2 separate regions of the Homo sapiens genome follow, and region 1 is linked to region 2. A link is an interaction called in ENCODE POLR2A ChIA-PET data of the cell type or tissue named here. Cell type or tissue: PC-3. All regions are shown on one strand. Each heading gives the region's core, and the rest is flanking DNA. Links, peaks and the distances in the headings are about the cores only.

The links. ChIA-PET counts read pairs that join two places held together with the same protein. Peaks named below come from ENCODE experiments on the same cell type or tissue, not always from the same donor. Only the 100,000 strongest peaks of a DNase experiment are listed, where the experiment ranks them.
Region 1: POLR2A ChIA-PET joins it to region 2 with 15 read pairs; 3 of 35 experiments call an interaction of 5 or more read pairs at or near these places.

Annotation. Positions count from the first base shown.
Region 1 is chr4:70,857,332-70,869,125 of GRCh38, forward strand. No RefSeq gene overlaps it. Among named protein-coding and RNA genes, the nearest start is that of GRSF1, 23 kb to the left of the region's middle. In PC-3, for the core only: no CTCF peak of the experiment used is centred there; no DNase peak of the experiment used is centred there.
Region 2 is chr4:70,797,707-70,809,500 of GRCh38, forward strand. It overlaps RUFY3 (RUN and FYVE domain containing 3), which reads left to right. Exons shown (of 18, transcript NM_001037442.4): 15 at 2,435-2,499; 16 at 5,250-5,277; 17 at 6,642-6,710; 18 at 8,810-10,913. The coding sequence ends at 8,953. Among named protein-coding and RNA genes, the nearest start is that of GRSF1, 36 kb to the right of the region's middle. In PC-3, for the core only: no CTCF peak of the experiment used is centred there; no DNase peak of the experiment used is centred there; H3K27ac peaks cover 451 bases.

The DNA.
Region 1 (11,794 bases), core at 6,145-8,644, 62 kb after region 2:
CCAGGAAGTGGAGGTTGCAGTGAATTGAGATCATGCCACTGCACTCCAGCCTGGGCAACAGAGTGACACCCTGTATCAAAATAGTAATAATAATAATTGAGGCCGGACACGGTGGCTCATGCCTGTAATCCCAGCACGTTGGGAGGCCGAGGCGGGCAGATCACCTGAGGCCAGGAGCTCGAGACCAGCCTGGCTAACATGGTGAAACACCATCTCTACTAAAAATACAAAAAATTAGCCAGGCATGGTGGCAAGCGCCTGTATTCCCAGCTACTCGGGAGGTTGAGGCAGGAGAATCGGGAGGCAGAGGCTGCAGTGAGCCGAGATCATGCCATTGCACCCCAGCCTGGGCAACAAAAGCAAAACTCTGTCTCAAAAACAAACAAACAAAAAACTCCACAAATAATTAATAATGTCCTGTGGAGGACATTATTCTTGGAGTAGTGATAGCAGAAACCAGAATAAAGCAGAGGTGAGGAAATGGAGATGAAAGTAGAAAAAAATAAAAGTTTGATTTTGTAAATGCAGAAAGGGATAAGGCAGTAAAGGAAATATAGGTCTAATGTGGATTTTGTTTTACTTTGTTTAGATTAGTTTGTATTAAATTTGGTGAGATGAGAGCATTGTTGAAGTGGTGTTGGGAAGGGTTCAGTTGATGAGGACTAAGTAATGAGGAGAAATAAGCATAATTGATGTGTGGTTTCCCAGAAAGGTGGAAAAGGACAGCATCAAAACTCAGTTGGCAGAGGTTGGCTTTAAATAGGAGAGAACTCCTCCACCTTCTCTATAACAAAGTAATCCTAAAACAGGTCCTTATTATAGTACTGTATACAGAGTACCACTGACAGGTTGTCAGCCTTCTTCTCTGACACTTTCTGAGGTAGAGCTAGTCTAAATTGGTAGAAACACTCTAGATTTAGGGGACTGTAAGGAGAAGGAAGGAAAGAAACAATCACCTCCCATCTTTAGGAAAGAATGTTCAGAAGGTGCGCTCAAAGCTCTAAAGGGCACATTATCATGAGCTAGAAGACGAGCTGGAAGGGGATAATTGTTCTGATTAGTAAGAAATAAGTAGGGGACTCATTTTATTGTCCATGCCCCTTAATTCTTAGAGGTGAACATACTTTTCTTCTGATATGCAGTGAGGCTGAGTTCATCTCAAAGGGTCCCACCCCACAGTCTTCTTTGCATTTGAAAGAAGCAAAAAATCGTGAACCCATAGACGTCAATAAGCCTAGGGTAGCAAAAGGAAAAGGAATTGAAGTCAAGTACCATAAATAAATGGTGCCCATTTGTGTAACCTGTGACTAAGGTGCTATTCATCATCCAAGATTAAAGGAAAAAGTTTATTAGGTTGAGTAGATACAACAGAAGTTCAGGAATTGAGGCTACCAGTTATTTCCAAGGAAAGACAAAGAGGGGCATTTTCTCACCACCATCACTGCCTCATTTTATCTGACAGGAAAACGAATCCACTTAGAGCCACAAATTCAAAATTTGTCTTTCGCTGCAGTGATGTTTTTCTTAGGTTAGCTTCGTCAGTTGGGCTATATTCATGATTAACAAGTCCATGCCAACCAATTTTTATCTTTCTCCCATGGACTGTATTTGGAAAACTCTTCTGTGAGAGAATAAAATGTACCTATTTATGATGGACACATAACAGATGAATATAGCTCTAAATACTGCAACTTTTTCATTTGTTAAAATTTGCTTGTTAAAACAGGTCTCTGGGAAAGAGTGAGCTGATTAGTTATTGAAATAAAATGTCCTGTCAAGAAATAGTAACTTCAATCAAAATGAAAGGATTATTTCATATTAATAGCACATTTTTCCCCATGGCAAATGTTTAAAAATGAACAAGACTGGAAATGTGAACAGCATTCCTGAGAGAGTTCTCAGAATACAATGTCAACATGATTATGATAAGGAATTGATTTACTCCAGGTAGATGAGGCAGTCACAAAACAGAATTTTCTATGAATGCTAAGTCGGTACTACTCTGACTAAATGTTCACACTGAGGACATTTAGAAAGTGGAAGCATAGGCTATGGCATCTTCTGGCATACTTACTAAGATAAGGTGGTAGGTTTTTGTTTTTGTTGTTTACTATCCAGATACTGAGAAGTAGTGGCATCAGCTAGTTTTTCCTAAGATGGCAAAAGATAGAGTGTAACCAGAGCCCAAGGTACAGAGTATTCACTGACACACACAAGATACAAAATATCCCTGAACTCTTTCATAAAAGGCATCATTCTGAATAATCACCTCTCTCTTTTTTTGAGAGAGAGTCTTACTGTGTCACCCAAGCTGGAGTGCAGTGGTGCGATCTTGGCTCACTGCAACCTCCGCCTCCCGCGTTCAAGCGATTCTCATGCCTCAGCCTCTCTAGTAGCTGGGATTACAGGCCCGCACCATCACACCCAGCTACTTTTTTGTATTTTAGTAGAGACGGAGTTTCACCTTGTTGCCTAGGCTGGTCTTGAACTCCTGAGCTCAGGCAATCTGCCCTCCTAAGCCTCCCAAAGTGTTAGGATTACAGGCATGAGCCCCGCACCTGGCCTAATCACCTCTTTTAAATAGGTAACACATGAACATAGTATAAAAAGAAAAAAGTGAAACTGCAAAATTATATATGCATACATGTACATGCATGTGCATGCATGCACATACACATAGGATATGGCTTGTCTCTAACAACAGTCCCCTAGTTATCCCATTCTCCTCAAAGATACTGTTACCGGTTTCTTGCATATTCCTTCAGATATGATCTGTGCCATGTTTCATCACTTTTAAACTTGGTAATTCTGCTGTATTCGGGATTTTGACAAGTTTTCTACTGTGAAAGGATATTCGGAAGCCAGTGTGTTCCTAAATTGAGAGCAAAAGGAAAAGGAAGCACAATAGACAAAGAGAGACTGTGTCACAGGAAACAAGGACATTAGGAAAAAAGGCATGAAGGGGCCGGGTGCGGTAGCTCACGCCTGTAATCCCAACACTTTGGGAGGCCAAGACGGGCGGATCACAAGGTCAACAAATGGAGACCATCCTGGCCAACACGGTGAAACCCCGTATCTACTAAAAATACAAAAATTAGCTGGGCATGGTGGCACGCACCTGTAGTCCCAGCTATTCGAAAGGCTGAGGCAGAAGAATCGCTTGAACCCAGGAGGCGGAGGTTGCAGTGAGCTGAGATTGTGCCACTGCACTCCAGCCTGGGTGACAGAGCAAGACTCCATCTCAAAAAAAAAAAAAGAAAAGAAACAAGGCATGAAGGGAAAGGTAAATTGGCTATGGTATTTGGAATAATTTCTCCCCTTCTTTAACACCATGACTTAGGAAAACATAAGACTTCAGAGTCAGACACTTTGATAAAATCCTAGCTATGTCACTGTCTAGCTATATGGTGATATTGGTCAAGCTATTTATCTCTCTGAGCTTTGTTTTCCTAACTTATAAAAATGGAGATGATATTAGTTTCTTCCTATGTGCTAGGTATCTCACCAGCTTGTATTTGGTGGAGCTAGTGAGCTACCTGACACATAGGAAGAACCAAGTAGCTCTATTTGGTAGAGCACATAGGAAGGTGATTTTGTAAATGCAGAAAGTGATAAGGCAGTAAAGGCAATATAGGTAAATATAGCACATAGATCTACCAAATAGAGGAATCTAATAAGTGGTGACTATTATTTTCTTAGATATTGTTTAAAGGAAATGGTATTTGTATTTGTATGTTTTCCCACTCCAATTCTACCTGAATATTTATTTGTTTTAAACTGTCTTGGTTCTGAAAGGATTTAAGGCAGCTGACTCCCGGGAAAATAAATTTTCTTTGGAAAAAAATTCTGTGAAAAGGCCAGGCATGGTGGCTCACGCCTGTAATCCTAGTGCTTTGGAAGGCCGAGGTGGGCAGATCACCTGAGGTCAGGAGTTTGAGACCAGCCTGGCCAACGTGGTGAAACTTCATCTCTACCAAAAAATACAAAAATTAGCTGGGTGTGGTGGCACGTGCCTGTAATCCCAGCTACTTGGGAGGCTGAGGCATGAGAATCGCTTGAACCCAGGAGATGGAAGTTGCAGTGAACCAAGATTGAGCCATTGCATTACAGCCTGGATGACAAGAGTGAAACTCTGTCTCAAAAAAAAAAAAAGAAAAAAAATTATGTGGAAAAAGAAAACACTAAGCTGCAAGTTAAGCTCTGAGAGGCCTCTTGAAGCATATCCTAGGGTCTAGAGCAGAATATACCCTACTGATCTGAAGGATATCAGAGGAATGAGAATTATCACTGTGAAAAGATCTTGGAGGTGCTTATTTCTTATGTACCACATTTAATAAGTACAGTATTGGTTCCCCACTACATTTGAAACCAGGCTCCATATCGTAATGATTGGTTCTTGAAAATTGGTTCTTGAAGAAATCAATAAAGAAACAAAATGAAGGAGGGACTCCTGTCCCAGGCAGAGGGAACAGTTTTTGCAAAACCCCAGAGGCATGAAGACTTGGAGAATTCAAGGAATTGCAGATGGTTTATAGCAGGAATACTAACATAATGAGAATTTTGGAAAGTCTGATGGAAATGAGAGCATTAAAAAGGTTTGGGTGCACTGGGTGAATGCATCTTAAGGAACTTGAACTGCATCTGGAAGAAGATAGGGTGCCCACTGAAATAGGAAGGTAACATAAACACATTTAAATTTAGAAATTCAACTCTGTGCTGAACATGGTGGCTCTTGCCTACAATCCCAGCACTTTGCCAGGCCGAGGCAGGAGGATCGTTTGAGCCCAGGAATTTGAGACCAGTCTGGGCAACATAGCAAGACCAATCTCTACAAAAAATGAAATAATTAGCCAGGTGTGGTGGCACATGCCTGTAGTTCCAGCTACTAAGGAGGCTGAGGTGGGAGGATTGATTGAGCCCAGGAGGTCAGGGGTACAGTGAGCTATGATCACACCACTGCACTCCAGCTTGAGTGACAGAGTGAGACCTATCTCAAGAAAAATAAATAAACAAATAAATTTAACTCTGGCAATAATTTGAAGGAGGGATTGTAGGAAGACAAGAGACCAGAGTTGATTAGGGAACTAATGCAATAATTCACAGGACAAAAGAGCAGAGCCTGGGCCAAGAGAGCAATTTCAAGAGCTGTTTGGACTCCTATGGAAATCCTACTCTCCTGAAAAGGGTCTTTTCTAAGTCTTATGGTAGCCTTGGGCAGGAACTCCCAGGTACAGGTCAAACTAAAGCAGCTAGCAGACATGTGTCAAAAGTAAAGGCTTTATTCCTACTTGTCATCAACTGGAGAAATGCCTAATCAAAAAAATAACTTTTGCTATGTCAGAGGACCATAAAGTCTTTGGGACAGAAAAAATATTAAGGATTATTTAAAAATTCAAATCCAATGTTTAATCTTCTTTAAAATGTCCCTGCTAAATTAGGATCCAGACTGTGTTGAATAATTCCAGTGAGAGAAATCCTCTATTCTTGAAAAAAAACTTTCTCACGTATGCTCTAATTTAAAAAGGAAGAAGAAAAAAAGAAAACTAGGAAATTTTGTTTAATAGGGACTTGCAAGTTAAGATTCCAGATGCCATCCAGATTTTCCATTGACTTCCTTCGTGCTGTCTTCCTGAAATGCATTTCTGTATAATGATGCATATGTAGGACCGACTTTATGGATAGGTAAAAAGAAGCTATTCCCTAAGTAATGTCATTTGTGGGACCAGGAAGCAAAGCCTTTCCTCCCTCAACCACCCCCACCCCAAGCTGTCATAGAGTCTCAAATCCCACCATTAGCATTTCTGAAGAAATAGCACATTAAATGAAGCCACACTAGGGTGTTAACAACATATCAGATAGATTTTGTCCTGACATTGGGGACCGTGGGAAATACAGAACCACTAGCAAAGGAGAAAGCACTAAAAATAGAGAAGAGGGAGGCAACACTAAGGCAGGGTGAACCAGAGATTCCCAGCAGTCCACAGACAGAGAGCCTTGGTTGATTACATGAGAAGGACCTGGAATTTGTTCAAAATACTGTTTTTAGGATTCCTCCTTGTATTATTTGTCACAAGAGGTCTGGGGTGGATTCCTGGGTGATTTCGATGTGCAGCTAAGTTCAGAAACTGTTAACTATGAAGCCACATAAAAAGAAACAAACATCAACAACAAAAAAACCCCACATGACTTCCCCACCTCACGTAAACACAGAGTCAATGTTCCCATCCTGCCTAGGCCCATCACAGTTTGTTCATATGAACGGCTCTTGCCCTAAAGTCTCTAAGGGAAAGGTTATGGGAAAAGCCAGTGACACATTAGGTACCTGTTGAAATGTGTCACTGACGTTGTGAAAGTTTTTAAGTCTACTTAAACAACAGTGAGTTTTCAATGAACAGAACTATGATAATGAGTACAGAACAACACATAACAGTTTGCCTTTAAAACTTGTCGGCAATGGTGAAACCCCATCTCTACTAAAAATACAAAAAGTTTAGCCGGGCATGATGGCGCATGCCTGTAATCCCAGCCACTCAGTAGCCTGAGGCAGGAGAATCGCTTGAACCCAGGCGGCGGAGGTTGCAGTGAGCCGAGATCGCGCCACTGCACTCCAGCCTGGGCGACAGAGTGAGACTCTGTCTCAAAACAAACAAAAAAACTTCTTGGCAATTGGAATGTCTATGTCTCTTAGGATAAGACTTTACTCCTGGCATACCACTCAGAGCAGACCTCTCAAAGTTTATAAAAGAAATTAAGGAGCCTTGTTAGATGGTAACTATTTACACAAAATTATTTTACCTACTATTATAATTGGTTAATTGATCTTTCAAAGTTCCACAGTGACTGATGGTAAGTCACTCTGACGCAAATGCCCAGTGCCCTAAATGTTTAAATTTATATAAACATTAGGTCATCAGGCCTCGTGATAGCTTTGTGAATTAAGTGGCAAGTTTTAGTTCACTTTAAACTATAGAAAATAGACAAGGGAGCAAAAGTGCATTAAGGTATAATGCAGTGATTTAAAAAAATATTCTTGGCCGGGCGCAGTGGCTCACATCTGTCATCCCAGCACTTGGGGAGGCTGGGGCAGGCAGATCATGAGGTCAGGAGATCGAGACCATCCTGGCTAACATGGTGAAACCCCGTCTCTACTAAAAATACAAAAAATTAGCTGGCCGTCTATTGTCCCAGCTACTCTGGAGGCTGAGGCAGGGGAATTGCTTAAACCCAGGAGCAGGAGGTTGCAGTGAGCTGAGGTCACGCCACTGCACTCCAGCCTGGGTGACAGAGCAAGACTCCGTCTCAAAAAAATACATATATATTCTTATAATTATAGTTGAAGCACTCAGATTGAAGATATAAAAACAATTAGGATTTGTTTAGCACTTTACAATTTACAAAATTCATTTGCATATTTGATTCTTCTAACCATCCTGTGATATAGACAGGACAGGTATTGAGCTAATAATTTTATAGTTGAGGACTTCTCAAGACTCAAAGTTTGAGGGACTTGCCCTAGGTTTATAAGAACAGCCTAAGTTTTTAAAAAATCCAGCTATGAACCAGAGTGTCATACATTGCTTTCTGTTTTCTAAATAAATTATAATAAACTCAATGAATAGAGAAATTGTCATAATTCATATATAAGGACTTGTTTAGTTGAATTATTCCTGGATACATGTAGTAAATAGTAATAGAGCACCTATTCTGAGCTCAGCACTGTGTTGATTGTGTAAATGATCTCTAATCCTCATAACAATACTGCAAGATAAAGTAGGGCGTTGTGGCTCATTCCTGCAATCCCAGCACTTTGGGAGGCCAAGGCAGGTGGATTGCTTGAGTTCAAGGCCAGCTTTGGCAACAAGCGAGACCCCCTGCTCCCCTGTCTCTACAAAAAATTAAATATTAGTCAGGCATGGTGGCTTGTGCCTGTATTCCCAGCTACTCAGGGAGCTGAGGTGGGAGGATTATGCGAACCCAGGAGATCAAGGCTGCAGTGAGCCATCATTGTGCCACTGCACTCCAGCTTGGGCAACAAAGTAAGACCCTGTCTCAAAAAAAAAAAAAAATATATATATATGTATATATATTGCAAAATGAGATATCTTGCAGTGTGTATATATACACACACAGTATATACAAACTATATATATATATATATATATGTATATACACTGCAAGGTATTATCTCGTTTTGCAAAAGAGGAACTTGAGATCTGAGAGTTTTTTTTTTTTTTTTTGAGACGGATTCTCACTCTGTTGCCCAGGCTGGAGTGCAGTGGCGCAATCTCGGCTCACTGCAACCTCCAACTCCCAGGTTCCAGCAATTCTCCCTGCCTCAGCCTCCCGAGTAGCTGGTATTACAGGCACACACCACCATGCCTGGCTAATTTTTCTATTTTTAGTAGAGACGGGGTTTCACCATGTTGGCCAGGCTGGTCTCGAACTCCTGACCTCAGGTGATCCGCCCACCTCAGCCTCCCAAAGTGCTGGGATTACAGGTGTGAGCCACCACGCCCAGCCTCTGAGACTCTTAAGTGAGGTGCTTAATGCTTAATAATAAGTTGCAAGGCCGAGGCGGTCAGATCACCTATGGTCAGGAGTTCAAGACCAGCTATTTTGGGAGGCTGAGGCAAGAGGATTGCTTGAACTTGGGAGGTGGAGGTTGCAGTGAGCTGAGATCATACCACTGCACTCCAGCCTGGGTGACAGAGTAAAACTCTGTCTCAGAAAAAAAAATAATAAGTTGCAAACCCAGCTTTCAAATCCCCATCTCTTTAATTTAATTCCAAAATTCTTTTCATTATACCTTTCTATACCTTTCTTTTTTTTCTTTTTTCTTTCTTTTTTTTTTTTTAGGTGGATTCTCACTCCATCACCCAGGCTGGAGCGCCATGGCATAATCTCGGCTCACTACAACCTCCACCTCCCTGGTTCAAGCGATTCTCCTGCCTCAGCCTCCCGAGTAGCTGGGATTACAGGCACCCACTACCACGCTCGGCTAATTTTTTTTGTATTTTTAGTGGAGACAGAGTTTCACCATGTTGGCTAGGCTGGTCTCGAACTCCTGACCTCAGGTGATCCGCCAGTCTCGGCCTCCCAAAGTGCTGGGATTACAGGCGTGAGCCACCGTGCCTGGCCATTACACCTTTCTTTTTTTTCTTTTTTTTTTTTTTGAGGCGGAGTTTCGCTCTTGTTGCCCAGTCTGGAGTGCAGTGGCGCAATCTTGGCTCGCCGCAACCTCCGCCTCCTGGGTTCAAGCAATTCTCCTGCCTCAGCCTCCCGAGTATCTGGGATTACAGGCATGTGCCACCATGCCTGGCTAATTTTTTTTGTATCTTTAGTAGAGATGGGGTTTCTCCATGTTGGCCAGGCTGGTCTCGAGCTCCTGACCTCAGATGATCCACCCACCTCAGCCTCCCAAAGTGCTGGGATTACAGGCGTGAGCCACCGCGCCCAGCCGCTACACCTTTCTTAAATGACTCTAAGACTGTTTACTTACAGTCCTCAGTTTTTAGTAACTTTAGAATTACTCATTTATACACATGCACTGTTCATTCATTTATACAACCACACATAATGAAAACTTATTTTTTCCACAGATAATGTATTTCTAGGACCTGGACATTAGCTGAACTCTTGATATAAAAAGAAAAAAATGTCTTTATGGGCTGGGTGCAGTGGCTCACACCTGCAATCCTAGCACTTTGGGAGGCTGAGGCAGGCAGATCACTTGACGTCAGGAGTTTGAGACCAGCCTGGCAATATGGTGAAACCCCACCTCTATTAAAAAAAAAAAAAACTACAAAAGTTAATCTGGCATGGTGGTGTGTGCCTGTAATCCCAGCTACTTGGGAGGCTAAGGTGGGAGAATTGTTTGAACCTGGGAGATGAAGGTTGCAGTGTGCCCAGATCGTGCCATTGCACTCCAGCTTGGGCAGCAGAGCCAGACTCTGTCTCAAAAACAACAACAAAATGCCTTTATAGACTGTAGTCTAGCCTGGGAACTATATCAGTGAACAAATGACTATAAGGTGATAAGTATTGTGTTGAGGATATTTACAAAGAGCTATCAATACTAACAGGAAACAATCACTGCCTCAGCTGTGCCTGGATGTGCTAGTTTTTTGTTTGCTTGTTTGTTTTGTTTTGTGTTTTTTGAGACGGAGTCTCGCTCTGTTGCCCAGGCTGGAGTGCAGTGGCGCAATCGCCGCTCATTGCAACCTTCGCCTCCCGAGTTCAAGCAATTCTCCTGCCTCAGCCTCCTGTGTAGCTGAGATTACAGGTGCATGCCAACGCACTCGGCTAATTTCTGTATTTTTAGTAGAGACGGGGTTTCTCCATGTTGGTCAGGCTGGTCTTAAACTCCTGACCTTGTGATCTCTGCCCCCCTCAGTCTCCCAAAGTGTGCTGGGATTACAGGCATGAGCCACCGTGCCTGGCTTTTTTTTTTTTTTTTTTTGGTGTGTGTGTGTGTGTGTGTGTGTGTGTGTGTGTGTGTGTGTGTGTGAGACAGAGTTTCACTCTTGTTGCCCAGGCTGGAGGGCAACGGCATGATCTCGACTCACTGCAACCTCTACATTCCGGGTTCAAGAGATTCTCCTGCCTCAGCCTCCCACATAGCTGGGACTACTGGCACGCAACACCACTCCTGGCTTTTTTCTTTTCATAGAGATGGGATTTCACCAAGTAGCCCAGGCTGGTTTCAAATTCCCGGACTTAAGCGATCCACCTGCCTAGGCCTCCCAAAATGCTGAGATTACAGGCATGAGCCACTGTTCCTGACCGATGGGCTAATTTTGAATGTGTGAAATATTAAATCAAAATCTCTAGTGGGCAACATTTAGTTGGTTCATTTTAATATTATGTAATGTGCTTGAACTAATAAAAAAGTAAACTTTAAAAATTATTTTTGTTTTTGTTTGGAAATCATCACAATAAAATAAATTTTTTTTTATTTTGTTTGGAAATGGAAATTCCAGAATAATTTCAGTAATAGGTAAACTCTATAAAGCATTCAGAGGTTTGTGTAATTACTAATGTAGCTAGAGCAGTTTCTCAGTTCATCTGACAACTAGTCCAGGCACAGTGGCTCACGCCTGTAATCCCAGCATTTTGGGAGGCTGAGGTAGGTGGACTGCTTGAGGTCAGGAGTTTGAGACCAGCCTGGGCAACATGGGGAAACACTGTCTCTACCAAAAATATAAAAAACTAGCCGAATGTGGTGGCGCAGCTGCTTGGGAGGCTGAGGTGGGAGGATAACTTGAGACTGGGAGGCAGAAGTTCCAGTGAGCTGAGATTACAACACTGCACTCCAGCCTGGGCAACAGAGAAAGACCCTGTCTCAAAACAAAACAAACAAACAATACTGATAACTATTATGGTCCTCATTTTTACTTATGGTCACCTAGTCATAGCAGATATTTATAATTACTATCCATACCATAGACCCTTTGCCCTTAGCAAGCACCTCATCTGGTCATGGTTCCTTGACTGGTGGGGTATCCCAAATCTTCATTTCTGAAGGGTCTGGATCATTAGCAGTCCCCTCTGAATTGGGTTGTTAGGGTTTCTCCCTTGACTTTAATCACAGGACATGGGATATTAACAGCACTCCAGGGATCACCCACATTCCAGACATACTTTTCCTTATCCCCATTGTGTAGAAGCAACCCAGTTTTCCCCTGGTGATCAGAACCAATCACTCTAGGTAGTCAGAACAGTTACCTTCTATTTTGTCTGTTGATTCATTGGCATGATGAGCCCAAAGTGACCATGTGGCAGTCTCAACTTTCAG
Region 2 (11,794 bases), core at 4,127-6,626:
GTGGTAGTCTCCTATAATCCCAGCTACTCGGGAGGCTGAGGCAGGAGAATTGGTTGAACCCGGGAGGCGGAGGTTGCAGTGAGCCAAGACTGAGCCACTGCACTCCAGCCTGGGTGACAGATCAAGACTCCATCTCAAAAAAATAAAAAAATAATAAAAAAAAACACTCTGTGTAGCATGCTATCTTTATTATTTTAGTTTAGTGAACATAAAATCTAAAAGGCTTACAAAAGTTTACTTAAAATCTTGGCCTACCTCACCCTATTTTTCCAATGAGGTTTTAAGTTTTTCAGTCTTCAGTTGTTGCCTGCAGTGGCATTTCCAGGAGGATAAGTATTGACCTCTCTTCCTTGATTCTTGAGTGGTGTAAGAACACACATCTCAGCTGGGTGGCTCACACCTGTAATCCTAACACTTTGGGAGGCCGTTGGCATGAAGATTGCTTGATCCCAGGAGTAAGAGACTAGCCTGGGCAACATAGGAAGACCTCATCTCTACAAAAAAATTTAAAAATTATCTCGGTGTGGTGGCTCGTGCCTATAGTCCCAGCTGCTCAGGAGGCTGAGGTAGGAGGATCACTTGAGCCCAGGAGGTTGAGGCTGCAGTGAGCTGTGATCATGCCACTGCACTCCAGCCTGGGCAATAGCATGAGACCTTGTCTCAAAAAACAAACAAAAAGAAAACACATTCCACTTTTGGATGCACATGGGCAGCAGTCGAAGGCGGGCAGCAGTCGAAGGCAAGCAGCAGTGGTTGTGTGTGCCTCAGAAAAAAATGTAGCCCTTAGAACTGCCCAGCACCTTGCCAGGCACAGTGGCTCATGCCTGAACTTTGTGAGGCCAAGGCGGGTGGATTGCCTGAGCCCAGGAGTTTGAGACAAGCCTGGGCAACATGGTGAAACCCCATCTCTACTAAAATACAAAAAAGTATCTGGGCCTTGCTGCGTGCACCTATAATCCCAGCTACTCCTGATGCTGAGGCCAGAGAATCGCTTGAAACCAGGAGGCAGAGGTTGCATGAAACCAGGAGGCAGAGGTTGCAGCGAGCCAAGATCGTACCACAGCACTCCAGCCTGGGTGCCAGAGTGAGAGTCTGTCTCCAAAACAAACAAACAAAATTTGCCCAGGCAGGGCTTAAGAGTATTGGTAGAAATGCAGTTTGAGGCTGGGCGTGGTGGCTTACGCCTGTAATCCCAGCACTTTGGGAGGCCAAGGTGGGCAGACTACCTGGGTCGGGAGTTCAAGACCATCCTGGCCAACATGGTGAAACCCTGTCTCTACTAAAATACAAAAATTAGCCATCAATGGTGGGCGCCTGTAATCCCAGCTACTCAGGGGCTGAGGCAGGAGACTCGCTTGAAACCAGGAGGCAGAGGCTGCAGTGAGCCGAGATCATGCCACTGCACTCCAGCCTGGGCGACAGAGCAAGACTCCGTCTCAAAAAAAAAAAAAAAAAGAGAAAAGAAAAAAGAAATGCAGTTTGAAACTTTACATCTGTCCTGCCAAGTAGAAAATTCCTTGAGTTGAACAGGCTATAGAGATGGTGGCACTGGGCCGGGTGCGATGGCTCACGCCTGTACTCCCAGCACTTTGGGAGGCCGAGACGGGTGGATAATTTGAGGTCAGGACTTCGAGACCAGCCTGGCCAACGTGGTGAAACCCCATCTCTACTAAAAATACAAAAATTAGCTGGGCATGGTGGCGTGTGCCTGTAATCCCAGCTACTCTGGAGGCTGAGGCACAAGAATCACTTGAATCCAAGTGGATCACTTAAGGTGAAGAGTTCGAGACCAGCCTGGCCAACATGGTGAAACCTCGTCTCTAGTAAAAATACAAAAATAAGCCAGGCACGGTGATGCACGCCTATAATCCCAGCTACTCAGGAGGCTGAGACACAAGAATCGCTTGAACCCGGGAGGCAGAGGCTGCAGTGAGACGAGATGGCACCAGTGCACTCCAGCCTGGGCGACAGAGCGAGACTCTGTCTCCAAAAAGAAAGAAAAATATTGTGGCACTGGGGCATCAACTTGATTGAACGTCCAGAGGATTATAGTCTGCTGTATATGGCCATCCTTGGTTTTACCAGTTTTTCAGAGCTCAGTCTGGGGAAAAGAAAAAAAAAATTATACTTCCCCTAAGAAGTAACTGATATCTGGAGCCAACTTTGCAAGTAAGTAGAATACATTCTGAATTTTATTTGAATCTCAAGAATTAAAATATTACTTTGAAAATCATTTGTCACAAACTGTCAGAATAATTAAGAAACTACTTAGAGCAAAGAATGAGGAAACATAGCTTGAAAGTTAGATCCCTTCCCTAATAAAAAAAGCTACTTAGCTTTATACCCAAACTAAGGCATTGCAGAAGAAAATATTTGCAATATCATTATTTAGCATTCTGAATAATTAATAAATTGGGCTGTTTTCTTTTGGCAGGATGGGAAGCACAAAATGCAAGAGGAAAATGTTAAACTAAAAAAGCCCCTGGAAGAAAGCCACAGGTGTTTGTTAATCAAGTATTAACTAAGATGTAAAGTTATTCTGGGGTGGTGGGAAGGAGGGAGTTCTTTATATACATTGGCATTGACACCGACCAGACACTGACTTATAATATTAATATGCCAGGAAGACATTTGAAGTGGAAGTTAATAATAAAACGTATAACATGTATTAAACCAAACCCATTAGGCCATTTCAGAGGAAAGAAGGATGATCAGGCTGTCCTCTCTTCCCTGATTAATTCCCAAGCTCAGATTATCACTTAAGAGGTTATTTCCCACCTTTACTGAATTGGTATCCCAGGAAAATAAAGTATAAGTCATACATAGCATTTCTTAACTTCTTAAATATATTTGAGTATGACTTGTTTCTACCTCTGTGCTAAATTTCAAATAAGTGGCTGGGCGCAGTGGCTCACGCCTGTAATCCCAGTACTTTGGGAGGCCGAGGCAGGTGGATCACCTGAGATTAGAAGTTCGAGACCAGCCTGCCAACATGGTGAAACCCGGTCTCTACTAACGATACAAAATTAGTCGGGTCTGGTGGTACCTGCCTGTAATCCCAACTACTTGGGAGGCCGAGGCAGGAGAATCACTTGAACTCAGGAGGCAGAGGTTGCAGTGAGCCAAGATAGCGCCACTGCACTCCAGCCTGGGCAATACAGTGAGACTCTGTCTCAAATAAAAAAAAAAGTTCAAATAAGTACTCTGATTTCTCTTATGTCTCATCTCTCATTTTTCCTTTATCTTGAGAATCTCAAACAGCTTAACTTCATTCCTTTATCCTAACTCTGTCTGATTTGCTCATGATGAAGAGCATAGGATAGTTTCAAGGAAGCTGACTTTTTATAGTTATTTTAGCAGGTTAGAAATATAATTAAATATTACATAGTGCCACTGCATTAAAAAGTGAAGGAGGTCCAGTTACATGACATTCTGGAAAAGACAAAACTATGGAGACAAAAAAAAAAAAAAAAAATCAGTGGTTGCCAGTGGTAAGAGAAGGAAGGAACGAACCGGTGGAGCACAGAGGATTTTTAGGGCAGTGGACTACTCTGTATGATACTATGATGGTGGATACATGTCATTATACATTTGACCACACTATAGACTAGACACCACCAAGAGTGAACCTTAATGTAAACTATAGACTCTGGGTGATGATGTTGTGTCAGTGTAGGCTCATCAGTTGTAACAAATGTACCACTCTGGTGCAGCATGTTGACAAAGAGGCCAGGGATGGGGCAGGAAGCATGTGGGAAGTCTCTGTACTTTCTACTCAATTTGACTGTGAACCTAACTGCTCTAAACATAAAGGTCTACTTTAAAAGGTGGAGGAAGAGGTTAGTGATGAGGAATGATACCACAGTGAGGTTTTGAGAGAACTATACAGCTGTCCCTAGCCAGGCTTCGTCACCTTAAGAATGAGGTAGTGTGTCATCTGGAGCAAAAGTAGCTGCTGGAGAAGAGAAAACACACAGTCCAATAGTAAGCTAATTATGCAGGTGCTTGGCCTAAATGTCCCTTTCTGGCCTTGCTCCCAAAGAGCATGGTTTGATCCAGAGCTAACTTTAAACTATCACCCATCTCACATTACAGAATGGCATAAGCAAAGAGAAGGGAACTAGAAGGGCCATAAAATTAACCTGGGCTTCCAGGTGCCTTTCAGGGTCAGCCTCGTTCCAAACTAAAATCAAATCATTTACTTGAGCAACCAGGAGTGTCTTAAATGCCAACTTCTGATTTAGGTCCTGAGAATATGGAACAGTGCTTCCTTATATCTGAATTGTGCTCTGCAACTTAGAATTTGTTTCACATTTATTATCTCCTTATGATTCAGTATTCCTTACAAAAGTACCTAATGCAACTTTACAGATGAGAAAACTGAGAAGCAGAGAGGCTGGGTGACTTATCCAAGTTGCCTCTGTTTATCATGTCTACTGTTTTTAAGTCCTTTGGCTCTGCACTACCTATTAGCAACTTCCAGGACTTATTCTGGCCATAGCTGCAATCGTTAGACATACCAGGCTTCCTGGGATTATGATGGCAAGGAACATCGGAAAACCTGGTCACCCCATGGTGTATGTCTGGTGGTCACACTGCTACTCAAGTGAAAAGAATAAGAACCATTGCAATCTGTAGTGCATTTTCCCTGTAACCGAGAGCGGGCTTTGCTTCACCTCTCATTTAGGCTCTAGTCCATGCTGGAACATCGGAGTTAGCTCAGCTTAGTCCCTCATGAAGAAATATTTCAACCTGAATGGGTTTTCTGGTGACAGTCTCATTCATTTCCCCTTCTTGGGTTAATTTGCTAAAGCTCACATCTTAAGAATATTTGGGACTGATACACAACATGTGATAATGGATAATGGATAGATTTCCATAATATCAAATAGAAAAAAAGCTACTAAAATATATGGCCAGTGAACCATTGGAGTTTTACACATTGGGAAACATAAATGCTAACTATTTTGATAGCAAAAAGGAATGTAAAATATAACTTCAAATCTATTTTTAAATGGGAACCCTTATATAATAAGTCAAGGGTCAGATTCTAGTGATTCATTTTAAGAAGCAAAGTTTCCTCTCCTTGGAGGTCAAAATTAATAATTATGTTGTTCTAAGTAATATAAAAGACCTACAGTATTTCTTGTTTGAAAAAAATGTTTGTATTCTGAGCTTTTTATTGAAATGATATAAATGAAAATACATGAAGTTCCTATTTGTCACAATTTTTTACTTCTCCATTGTAGGCTGCAACCCCACCCTATGGATGAACAGGTAACAGAGCCTCCTGTTTCAAAACATCTTGTATGAATTATGAAGTTGGTTGTACCGTGCCTAGCCAGCAAATAAGGTAGCATGGGCGGAAGATGAGTGAATACAGTGTGCCATCCTTCTAACAATACCCTGAACAAATATGTATTGCCTGAAGCTCACACAGGAAGTAGCACAGCTTTGAGCAGTTTACTAAGTAAACATCAGTTCTCACCTATTTTAAATTATCCCTGACATAAGATCTAGGAGAGCTCACTTTATGTCCCTTTCCTCTAGTTTTTCCTTACATAAAATGGAGAGAAAAAAGATGTTTTGATCACTTAGAAATAAGCTAACATAAATGATTGTAAAACACTTTGTTAATCTAATAGTATATGATAAGCCCATGAGAAAGACAGTGAATGCTACTGTGTCTGAGTCACCCTGTCATTTACCTCTTAGGTTATAAAATAAAATAAGTCCTACTGCTTTCCTTTTTTTTTTTTTAAATGGAGATAAGGTCTTACTCACATTGCCCAAGCTGGGGTGCAGTGGACGATCTCAGCTCACTGAAGCCTCAACTTCCCGAGCTTAGGCAGTCCTCCCACTTCTGCCTCCCGAGTAGCTAGGGCTGCAGAGATTAGGTTTCACCGTGTTGCCCAGGCTGGTCTCAAACTCCTGGGCTCAAGTGATCTTCCCGCCTTGGCCTCCCAAAGTGCTGGGATTACAGGTGTGAGCTTCCATGCCCTATGCTTGCCATTCTTTTTTTCCTTTTTTTTTTGAGACAGAGTCTCACTCTGTCACCCAGGGTGGAGTGTTGTGGCACAATCTCAGCTCACTGCAACCTCCGCCTCCCAGGTTCAAGTGATTCCCCTGCCTCAGCCTCCCGAGTAGCTGGGATTACAGGCGCCCACCACCATGTCCAACTTTTTTTTTTTTTAATATATATATTTTTGGTAGAGATGGAGTTTTGCCATGTTGGCCAGGCTGGTCTTGAACTCCTGACCTCAAGTGATCTACCTGCCTTGGCCTCCCAAAGTGCTGGCATTACAGGCGTGAGCCACCAGGCCCAGTCCCCAGTGCTTTCCATTCTTGATGGTAGAGTGAACAAGAGGAATGGGATAGTGTTAAAACTTTTTACTCTATACTTGCATGTGTTTGAATTTTCTTTTTAGAAATCATGTTATTATAAAAATTAAGAGCTGGAAGCATAATGATAGGATTATCCGAGTTGTATTATGGTGGTAGGACTACCTATTTATAATTGGTTTAGTTTCCAGATAGTCTATAGTGTGATTATATTAATATTGTAGGTAAAAAATGCATATTCTGAAAGTACTAATATTTCTGGCACTAAGAAAAACTAACCAGCTCCCTGTGTGGTTTAGGATCAGCTGCTGCTCTCTGAAAAGCCACAGTTGTGTCAGCTATGCCAGGAAGACGGCAGCCTAACAAAGGTAACTGTGATGAGAAACGGACAGGCTTTTCATAGGGATGTCTACAGCAGCCCCCAGTCCCTCCCCAGGAGTAACAGGGACTTTCCCGCATAGAGTGCAGAGTGCATGCAGAGTGCTGGGAGTGGGGTGAAAAGCAAAAGGGGCAAGCATTTACTGGGTACCTGTTTTTTCAGTCATAATAATTCATGTCAGAAAATTCCCATTAAAATAAACATAAATAGCCAGGCGCGGTGACTCACGCCTGTAATCCCAGCATTTTGGGAGGCCGAGGCGGGCCGATCACAAGGTCAGGAGTTCAAGACCAGCCTGATCAACATGGTAAAACCCCGTCTGTACTAAAAATACAAAAAAAAAAAAAAAAAAAAATAGCCGGGCGTGGTGGCCTGTAATCCCAGCTACTCAGGTTGCTGAGGCAGGAGAATCGCTTGAACCCGGGAGGCGGAGGTTGCAGTGAGCCAAGATCACACCATTGCACTCCAGCCTGGGCAACAGAGCGAGACTCTGTCTAAAAATAAGTAAATAAATAAACAAACAAAAATAATTATGTAATAAAGCAAATAAGCAGATAGAAATGTATAAGTAAATATTGAGTGCCTGCTGTGTAGAATGTGCTGGAGAAAGAGTAATGAACAAAGTAGACCAAGTCTCTGTTCTTGTCAAGCTTATGTCCTTCATAGCTGTCATTTTATAGATGAAGAACGTTGAACATCTAATGCTAACTACATTTCCCAAAATTAAGTCATAAGTGATGAAGCCCAGCTTCCAACCTAGCTTTCGCTCCAAAGTCCACAGTCCTTTCAGCACTTTATCCTGCTCAGAACAGGATATGAGCTCTCCCTGCTAGACCACTTGTTTTCCACCCGATCCTCAAGGGTGCCTGCCTGAGCATCTTCCCAGTTTGTTATCCTAGAGTAGGCAGAGTTAAGGAAGTATTCAGAAAGAATGAGTGCCCTTGATAGCTGGAACTGTGTCTTGTTCACAGAATCCCCCAGCATCTAATATGGTACCCAATCCATAGTAGATCCTCAAGAAAAGTTATGTACAAATGAGTGTATGAAACACATGCTTGGAAGAGATACAGGAAACAGGCTCAAATTCTGGATCACAACCTGCATAGCACCATCTGTGATCATGCAAAATTTTAATAAATTATAATATGACCTAGTCTTAAATTCACAGAATCAGATAACAAATGAACTGCCCTTATAGAACTGGAAGTTACAATTATAGAAATATGTTACAAAGTAGAACAAACTGTTAATTCTGGCTTTCCTCTTCTAAGCCATGCAATATTAGCTTCTGTATGTCAGACAAAAATTCTTCTTAGGCTTTCAGATAAAAGCAACCCCCTACTCCTCTCAACCTCAGGAAGATGAATTATTTGGGATGAAGGTAGCACTTCATGGGAGAAATTATTCTTTACAGCTTTTTATATAGGACCCTTGGAGCTTTGTGTATACCACCCTATCACAGCCTTACTGCTGACATTGCTATAGTGACTTCTTGCTCTCTGTGCTTGACCATTAAAGATGCAAAACATTTAGGAAAACAAAATAATTTCCCTATGAACAAGATGCAGGAAGCTGTGCTCCTGCTGCATTGATAACCCAGTGGATGTGCTTACAGAGCACCAGAGACCACAGGAAAGCATAAAGCACATCAGTGTATTTATTAGGAATTATACTTTCAGTTCATACTCTGGACATTTTTAAATCTTAGCCTGTTCACTCAATCCATTGCTCTTTCACTGCCTTATTTGGAGTATGCGCAGGTACTTGCAAACTAATTTTAAAACTAACCTACCTCAAAGTGAGTATGGGGAACAGATGTGTGAAGGATATTCTAAAGATAAGTGACTTGTATGTTACCTGTTTTTATTTTTAACTCTATGGCACTGCTTCTTTTCATTTAAATCTAAAAACTAGACGGTGAACTTTTTTGTAGATTGGGCCTGTGTTCAGATACTACCTGGCACATAGTAAACATTCAGTCATTGTTTGATTAGGCATTGAGCATTTGCCATATTTGGCTTTTTATATCCCATGAATCCTTATGCCTTGCTCATCTTCTATTCCCCGCCTAACCTCCTCTTCTCATAGAATGTGTGTAAGAACTGCAGCGGAACCTTCTGTGATGCCTGTTCAACAAATGAACTGCCTCTTCCTTCAAGTATCAAGCTTGAGCGAGTTTGCAATCCCTGTCACAAGCATCTGATGAAGCAATATTCTACCAGCCCATCATAAGACTGGAGGCCAAGACCTGGACCAAAACGTTTATGCAGGCTCCTCTGTACCTGTGTTTTAGCTGTCAGGATCTCATAGAGCCCAGTTCTTAGAGTCAACTAAAGAGTTGATAGGAATTTACTAGGTCCAGGGAGAAAAGGCAGTGGTTGGGGTTACTGGAAATTTTGCTCATTTTCTCTAATGACTGTATGAATAAAAGTGAACTTACTTGAGCCTTTCTCTTCTAAATCTAAACAACCTGATATTGAAGGTTTGCTTTATAGCATATCTTTGGAAAGGCAACTCATTTTTATGATTAGTGATACTGGGGTGGATTTAATAGGAGAGAGAATCCAGGCAGATAAGAATAAAAAGGAAAATGATCATCTCCTTCTATAGCATTTGCAGATTCAAGGGGGAGAGGTAGATGCTGAGATCAAAATGACAGTTGTTACTTATTTTTCCAGGTGCTGTTAGTATAAACATTGTTTCCTCTTCACCCCTGCTAACTACCTCTTTAAAGTATTTCTACCAAACTGTGAACCCAATCTCAGGGAAAAGAAATTAAAAAGTAATATAAATTCTGCATATATTAAAAACAATATTGTAATATGTTATAATTTCAGGACCAGAATTTTCTGGTCTTTACCTACAAGGGTTTTCATTATCAAAAAAAAGAACATTTGTTTTTCTACTTTATGACTTCAAAGTAAATAACTGCCCTTTTCAGAATCTCCTTCCACAAAACAAGCCAACTCTTCCCCATTCCCTCCATCTTCCTTTCCAAGTCATAATGGAAATTGTAAGGAGTTTTAAAAATAGGGTTTGGCTTTTGCAAATAGAAGATATTGATTAAAGCAAAGTCAAATATAGAGTAAAATAAGTTTAATTTGTTTTCTTAAGACAGGGTCTTGCTCTGTTGCACAAGCTGGAGGGCAGTAGTGCAATCACAGCTCACTGAATCCCTGTTCTCCCGGGCCTCAAGCAATCTTCCCACCTTAGCCTCCCAAGTAGCTGGGACTGGCTTTTTTTTTTTTTTTTTGGCCGGGGAGGGGGTCTCATTGGTTGCTCAGCCTGGTCTCAAACTCCTGGGCTTAAGCAGTCCTCCCACCTTGACTTCCACAGTGCCGAGATTACAGGCATGAGCCACCACACCTGGCCAAGTTTAATTTGTTCATGGCTGAGAACAGTTAGCTCGGAATACTTACATTGTTTTTTGAATAAGGAATTCCTTATTCTGAGTGAGTCACGAATGAGAGCTGATAGATGCTTTCTTGAAAAGGGCAATACAGTCATCCCTTGGTATCCATGGGGGATTGGTTCCAGGAACCCAACTTGATATCAGAATCCATGGGTGCTCAAGTCCCATTATAGAGAATGGGTTATATGGTATTTGCATATAACCTACATACATCCTCCTGTGTACTTTAAATCATCTGAAGATGATTACTTATACCTAATAAAATACCTACACATCACTTCATTTGCATGGATTCAACATAGTGCTTGGTGTTCAGTAAATTCAAGTTTTGCTTTTTTGGAACTTTGTGGAATTTTTCTTTTTCTGAATATTTTTGATTGGCAGTTGGTTGAAGCCATGGATGCAGAACCCATGGATATGGAGGGCTGACTGTACTTACTTACATATCTATCTATCTTTGAGTAACAAACTCTTTGGGGGAAAAGAGGGAAGTGTATTGAGCAAGAGAAGGCAAAAAACATTACATAATATTTTGATTCTGTTACGTGTGTCTATAGATTGTTTCATTCTAATCAAGACCTAAGAAGGTATGATTCTGTGACTGATTTAGAATTCTGGGGTGGAAATATCCTGGAACCATGTTTTTTAATAAATTCTGTCTCTTGGAAAGAGTTAACAACAGCCTGGGAAAGAGTTGTTATTCCAAAAGTCAGCCTGTTACTTGGTGAAGCTGAAGTTTAAGAGTTCTGGGGAAAAATAAAATCTAGTAATTCCAGCCTAGTTTGTTGATTGATGATTGTCTTTTTTTTTACCCTAAATAACAACATTTCTTTTTTGAATCTTCACTCTCATTTTTTGGCCACCTACATGAGCTAGCACTCTTTTAGGTGCTATACATGATGTGGGGCACAAAAATGGACTACAGGAGTGTTGCCCTAAATTAGAAAGTTATTTTATAACTAATTTTAAATTAATTTGAAAAGATCTTTGTAACACAATATAAGGAGGAACAGTCACTTGATACTTTACTTAGAATTACACATAAATATTAGCCTTAAAAAAATTTAGGCTGGGCGCGGTGGCTCACATCTGTAATCCCAGCACTTTGGGAGGCCAAGGCAGGCAGATCACGTGAGGTCAGGAGTTCGAGACCAACCCGGCCAATGTGGTGAAGCCCCATCTCCACTAAAATAAATTAACTAACTAACTAAATAAATAAGTAAATGCAAAAATTAGCCAGGTGTGGTGGTGTGCACCTGTAATCCCAGCTACTGGGGAGGCTGAAACAGGAGAATCATTTGAACCCAGGACGGAGGTTGCAGTGAGCCGAGATCACACCACTGCACTTCTGCCTGGGCAACAGAGTGAGATTCCATCTCAAAAAAAAAAAAAAAATTTACAACGTCCCAAAGATCTTTAGTTACAGTGCAGCCTCCCATAAAAGCAAGGAGACCAAGTCATGAATACCTTGACTTAATGGTATGCCTATCTGTCTTCCTTTACAATTGTGCTTTTCACCATTTACAATAGTATAAACTGAACCAAAGAGGCAAAGACTTGTACATTGAAAACTTCAAAATGTTGCCATACAAAATGAAGACATAAAAGTATGTTTTTCACCAGGCACGGTGGCCCGCACCTGTAATCCCAGCACTTTGGGA